Regions from separate parts of the Homo sapiens genome. Here region 2 is linked to region 1. A link is a loop called in an ENCODE intact Hi-C map of the cell type or tissue named here. Cell type or tissue: dorsolateral prefrontal cortex. All regions are shown on one strand. Each heading gives the region's core, and the rest is flanking DNA. Links, peaks and the distances in the headings are about the cores only.

What was found. A loop is a pair of places that touch in the nucleus more often than their neighbours do. Peaks named below come from ENCODE experiments on the same cell type or tissue, not always from the same donor. Only the 100,000 strongest peaks of a DNase experiment are listed, where the experiment ranks them.
Region 2: a loop joins it to region 1, with 4 times the contacts of the local background. A loop is called at or near these places in 2 of 110 quality-filtered maps.

Annotation. Positions count from the first base shown.
Region 1 is chr4:54,782,507-54,785,425 of GRCh38, forward strand. The region is part of intron 2 of LOC105377657 (a long non-coding RNA gene); the gene reads left to right. Among named protein-coding and RNA genes, the nearest start is that of LINC02358, 62 kb to the right of the region's middle. In dorsolateral prefrontal cortex, for the core only: a CTCF peak has its summit at 1,765; a DNase peak (open chromatin) is centred at 1,825; H3K4me3 peaks cover 705 bases; H3K27ac peaks cover 1,752 bases.
Region 2 is chr4:54,716,463-54,719,381 of GRCh38, forward strand. The region is part of intron 7 of KIT (KIT proto-oncogene, receptor tyrosine kinase); the gene reads left to right. Among named protein-coding and RNA genes, the nearest start is that of KIT, 60 kb to the left of the region's middle. In dorsolateral prefrontal cortex, for the core only: no CTCF peak of the experiment used is centred there; a DNase peak (open chromatin) is centred at 1,430; H3K27ac peaks cover 1,022 bases.

The DNA.
Region 1 (2,919 bases), core at 284-2,783:
GAAAGCTTGCTTTTGTGATCTAGCACAAGTTTTGCCATATCATATATACATTTTTAACTTTTGGAAGGTAGAAGACAATTGATAGGCATTTAACATGAAGAAAACATGCATTTATAGTCAATATTAATAGAATAGATGGTACTAATCTATAACAGTGAAAAATAAAGAAGGTAGAGGAAGGAGGACAAAGACAGAGAGGAGACAGGGGGGAAAGGAGAAGACAGAAAAAAGAAAACCTCAAAACAAGGACTGCTCTGAGAGCCACAACTGAGTTTTATGCTTCTTGCTGTCATCTTTCTCTAACCTTAAAGGGCAGAAAGCAATTGGGAGAACTAACCTGCACTTAGATTTCAGCTTCCATAGGATGTTACATTCTCAGGGTCTATTAAATCGATTGGACTTTGACCTTAGCTTCCACGAAGTCCTTACCTTTTGATTGGGGCTGAGAGGTCTGATTTAACCTCATGGAATTTGTATTTTTTGGAGGAACTCCTGCCTCGTCCGTACATGGTGAAACCCCCAACAGCAGCATTTTTAATTTCCAGATTCTCAGCAGACACAATGCACAGACTGTAGAAAACACCTGCTCATCCGGACCGCTCAGCTCACAGGCTCCTTCCTCAGGGGAGCATCTGATGCTCCAGGCAAGGCAGACCCTCTTCTTATACTCTTGTGACCTCTTAGACTTTTCTTTTGTAGCACTTACTCCAGACTCTAATCATATTTATGTTGTGATTGTTTATGCAATGGTTTTCTTCCTAACTAGGCTCTGAGTTCCATGAGAGTTGCAATGTCTGCATCCCTTACCCTTGTTGATATACTGCACTGTGCCCGGTACCTAAGTAATTGCTCAATAAATATTTGTTAAATGAATGATTATAATAGTATGCATATATGCATATATAGTATGATAATATATATAAATATGTGTAAAACAGTATATATACACATGCTATATTAATAGCACATCATGTAATATTGTATGTCTACACACACATACATTCAGTATTTACTCAGTTTTTCTGTATAAGTACCGCGCGCTAACCGATTGCGCCACTGGAGCTCTAGTATTTACTCAGTTTTTCTGAGGCTTATTTACTCATTGGTGAAGTGAAAGTGAATGTAAGGCTCTTTGCAAACCCCAAAGTGCTAGACCAGTAGGAAAGATCAGAATAGCCTTTCATATTAAACACTATGAAGCCAGGAGCTGTGGCTCCCAACTGCAATCCCAGCACTTTAGGAGGCTGAAGTGGAAGGATCACTTTAGCCCAAGAGTTTGAGACCAGCCAGGGCAACACAGGGAGATACCATCTCTACAAAAAAAAATTTTTTTAATTAGCCAGGCATGTGGTGCTTGCCTGTGGTCAAGTAGCCTCAGCTACTCTGGAGGCTGACGCATGAGGAACACTTGAGCCCAGGAGGTTGAGGCTGCAGTGAGCTGTGATTGTGCCACTGCACTCCAGTCTGGGTGACACAGTGAGACCTTGTCTTCAACGAACAAACAAACAAGCAAAAAACACTATGGTAGAGACCCCAGTAAATGCCTTCCATGCTTATAAAATACATTTAAGTATCTCTCAATCAAGTTTTCAGTATTCTCAAGTCAGTCTTTCATTCTAAATTTAGAGTCATTTCCAAATATAGTGCATTTCCTGTCCCATTCCTTCCCTGAAAGACAGCCGTGTCCAACTAGAAGTGGGCCTGACGCCTCTTATTAGCCCGGTTGCATTTCTGTCTCGCTCTTGGCTGCAGTGTGTGAGCTGATGGGCCCCACGTGACTGTGTTCACGTCCAAGCTTAGTAGAATGAATTTTTCCAGCATGATTTGCAAGTCACGCTATCACATGCCTCCTGAGTCCAGCTGTGCCGCAGCTGCCGCCTCCCCTGCATCCGCTCATCTTGCACTTGGATCAAAAGCACGAGCACATTTGCCTGAACCGATCTGGTCTCGGCCCAGCTGTTTGTTCCCCATTGTCATCAGGATGTTTACAGACCTGCTGTTCTTGCTGTACTTGTTTCATGATCACACTTGGGTCTGCAGAGCATTTTAACACATGGCTGTGGCCGAAGCTGGCAATTTGACTAGCTTTTCTTGGTCACTGAGACTTCTCTAAGGCATTTCCTTCAAACCTTCCTAACTATGTGTATGCTTGCACATTTCCACAGAGGCAACAAGAAAAGGAACCAGGGCTATAAATCCTGTTAAAGATGGGCCATGAGTGTCCTTCTGGCCTACTAATTTTATCACGATTAGTTTCTAACTGGACAAGAGAGCACTTCCAGTCTGAGACAAAGCCAGATTAAAGGAAGAAATCTATTCTTCTTACTCTAATTTGGTAAGTTGGGAAAATATAGTTTACCTTCTTAGGAAGTTGTCTTGACTGCTCCTAAAGTGTGCTGATACCTGTCACATGACAGCAGGTATTTTCTTGGCAAGAATTGTGCTGGAATAGCAGTTGGCAGTGATTGTGGTGAGGGCGTGGAAAGGTGTCTAGTGGGTCCAAGTGAGGTTCTAGGTCTAGCTGACCCCTAACTATGAGAAGAACATGAGTGAGTCATTCATTCTCTCTGGGATTCAATGTCCTCCCATTAATAACAGGCACCACTTATTATCATATTAAAACCTGTACTTAAAAATCTGTTTTCTAGACTCACCCCAAAGATCCTGATTCAGTAGGCTGAGGAGGTGCCTGAATGTCCCTATATTTTGATGTATCACAGTGCATGGTCAGCAATTCACTGTCTCCCCTGCAACTACAGTGAGCCATCTGACCTAGGATATTTTATACTTTTAATCAAATGCTCTTTCATGATAAATAACATGGCTCTGATTTCCCAATAGCTCAAGCGTTAAGAGAAAGACAGTTCTGCAATGCAAAGCATCCTAGGCTCATCTCTGTGGGCTGAGGCCACAGAGCTG
Region 2 (2,919 bases), core at 258-2,757, 66 kb before region 1:
TTTTATAGGTTACCATTACTAATATTCTTTATTATACATTCCTCCAGACCATTAATTTTTTTTTAAATAAAAATGAAGTCATATTGCTTTATAACCTGGATTTTTGGTGCTGCACAACAAAAGCATTGTGAATATCTTTCTATAACATCATTTTGGCATCTCAGTGTATGGATCTTTTATAATTTCTCTAGCCCATGCCTGATGCAATTTTGAGACATCCAGGAGCGAGGCGGGACTCTGAAATGATGTGACTGAATTTTAAAAGAAACCTGTCAGATGATTATTTAAAGTTTATAATTATCGTGTTTAATGTCTAATGAGTGACCTTGCTTAAGTGGCTGGAAGTTAATAAGGTTATCATCTGTTGTTATCTTTCATGCTCTGTGTCTTCAACATACGATATGGCAGATATACTGTGCTGGCTTTCAGGACAGTTCTAAATTAAGGAATAATTTTCAGATCTTCTTAGTGTGGTAGCTAATCTATGTAAAAATCGTTGCTTGTCTTTTCACATTAATCTTTTTATAGATAATATGTGTTCATTTGAGATATCTGACAGTGTTTGAACTCTGTTTGTATTTTCTGTTCCTGAACTTGAAATGAGTTTTTGTTCTCAAATTGCTTGGGAATTATGAATGTTGTTTTTGATGTGACACTCTAATATCTCTTTCTCCTTATAAAGAGAATGTCTGTGGAGGCAAGAATTGTTATAGATGTTTAAATTGGAAAAAAAAAGATATAATGGCAACCTACTTTTAAAGTAGAACTTGATTCTCTTCTGTTCTGAAAAAATTTAGCAGATGTAGCTCTGAACTAAGCTAAACATCTTTCCCTCCTCAAAGGCTGGCATCATTACTCTTCCTCCCTATCTCATAAGAAAGTTGGTCTGGTGGATGTGTTGCTAATTTAGGGGCCTTGATGTAAACACTGAACCTGTAAGAGAACCAGGTAAACTCTCTGGATCCATAGCCCTTGGTTGCCCCCGTTTGTGTGGTTTGGCCATTTTTTTATGTTGATGGTGGAAAAGCAGGAGAAACAGGTTTAGGTATGTAGCCATGTAAACTTCTGCTGGAATTGACTCTAAACTTGGGTACATAGACTTCGCTAAAAGCAGTGAGTGGTCCCTTTTATATTGTGGAACTTCCACTCTGTGGAGATTTTCTTTTCAGTTGAGCCACTTGTTTTTACATCAAATTAGCTTCCTTCATTTACAGATATATGCAAGGTCACCTGTAATGTAGTGAAATTTAAATTAATCCAAGAATAGGGACATAATGTTTCCATGGGCATTCTGTCAATACCCTTCTCCTCCACTTCTGAATTATGTTGCAAAATGAATTAGCTACTTTTCCAGAGTAGGAAAAAAGAGGCTTTTGTCCCATGCCTGCACTCCTTGGCAGCAAGCAGAGTGGCATTGTGATGTGTGTACAGGTCTTCCTCCCCACGGCTGGGTGATACAGCAATGGTGCTCCTGTAAGTTGAGCAGTGATTCTGGCTGAAGAAGTCTCTCTCCAAGTAGTTTCATCATTTTTCAACGTAATCTCGTGATTGGGATATCTTTTTGATTGCTGTTTAGAACAGGGGTTGGTAGAACTATAGCCTGCTGGCCAGAATTGGCCTGTAGCCTGTTTTTGTTTTGTTTTGTTTTTTGCTTTTGAGACAGAGTCTTGTTCCGTCGCCTAAGCTGTAGTGCAGTGGCACAATCTTGGCTCACTGCAACCTCCACTTCCCAGGTTCAAGCAGTTCTCCTGCCTCAGCCTCCCGAGTAGCTGGTATTACAGGCACCTGCCACCATGCCTGGCTTATTTTTGTATTTTTAGTAGAGATGGGATTTCACCATGTTGGCCAGGCTGGTCTTTCTCCTGCCTTGGCCTCCCAAAGTGCTGGGATTACAAGCGTGAGCCACTGCACCCGGCCTATAACCTGTTTTTGAATGGCTCACAAACTAAGAACGTTATTGAATTTATTTCTGATTAGTTTTAAAAAATCAGGAGATTTCATGAGACATGAGAATACAACTCAAATGTTAGTGTCCACAAGGAAAGTTTTATTGAAAACAGCCATGCCTATTTGATTATATAATGTCTATGGGCACATTTGTACTACAGCTGCAGAGTTGAGTTGCAGGAAAGACCTTATGGCCCACAAATCTAAAATATTTACCTGAAATATGTATCTCGCCCTTTATAGTAAAAGTTTGCTGAGCCCTAGTTGAGAAAATCACTTCATTAAGAGAATGATTTTTTTTCTTTTTAAAATGACAGTCACTGTTAAAATAAATAGGTACAGGAGATTATAGTTGAAGTTTTATTTTGTTTGTTAAATAAACTTCTGTTAGTGTCCATATGCCAATTTCTGGATATCTTTAAGAATGTATAAGACACAGTATATGTCCAAAATATCTATCCTGGGAATTTTTTAAAAAGTATAATATTCCTTTTATAAGTAAGGTTATTTTTCTACTCCAATTTTAGCTGACTTAAATTTCTTTATTATAATGGTATTATGGCACAAGTGTAGGTTTTACACAGACCAAAACCGGGATAGTGAAAAATTCCGGAAAAGCATTGCTTCATTGCCTTTAAACACCAGCAAACCTCGAATTTTAAAAACAGAAATTCATTCTTATGATCCCTCTTCATTTAGTCTTTTATTATTTGGAGACTTAAGTGTTTGCGTTTTTTGTCCTGCTGATTATAAAATATGGGCAAATGTGCATTTATAGCGGAAGTTGGTTAAAGTGGCTGGGTGAGAGAACTCTAATCAAAAAATGCCTCCCTGCATTTAGATGAAGAAAGGAAGACCCCTTCTACCATTGGCTTGTGTATTGCCTTTCAGCCACCAGCCCTCAGCTTTGTTATCTGTACTATGTTCTTAAAATTCATTTTGTTCTTGCTTTCCACATGGACTGGATGGTGA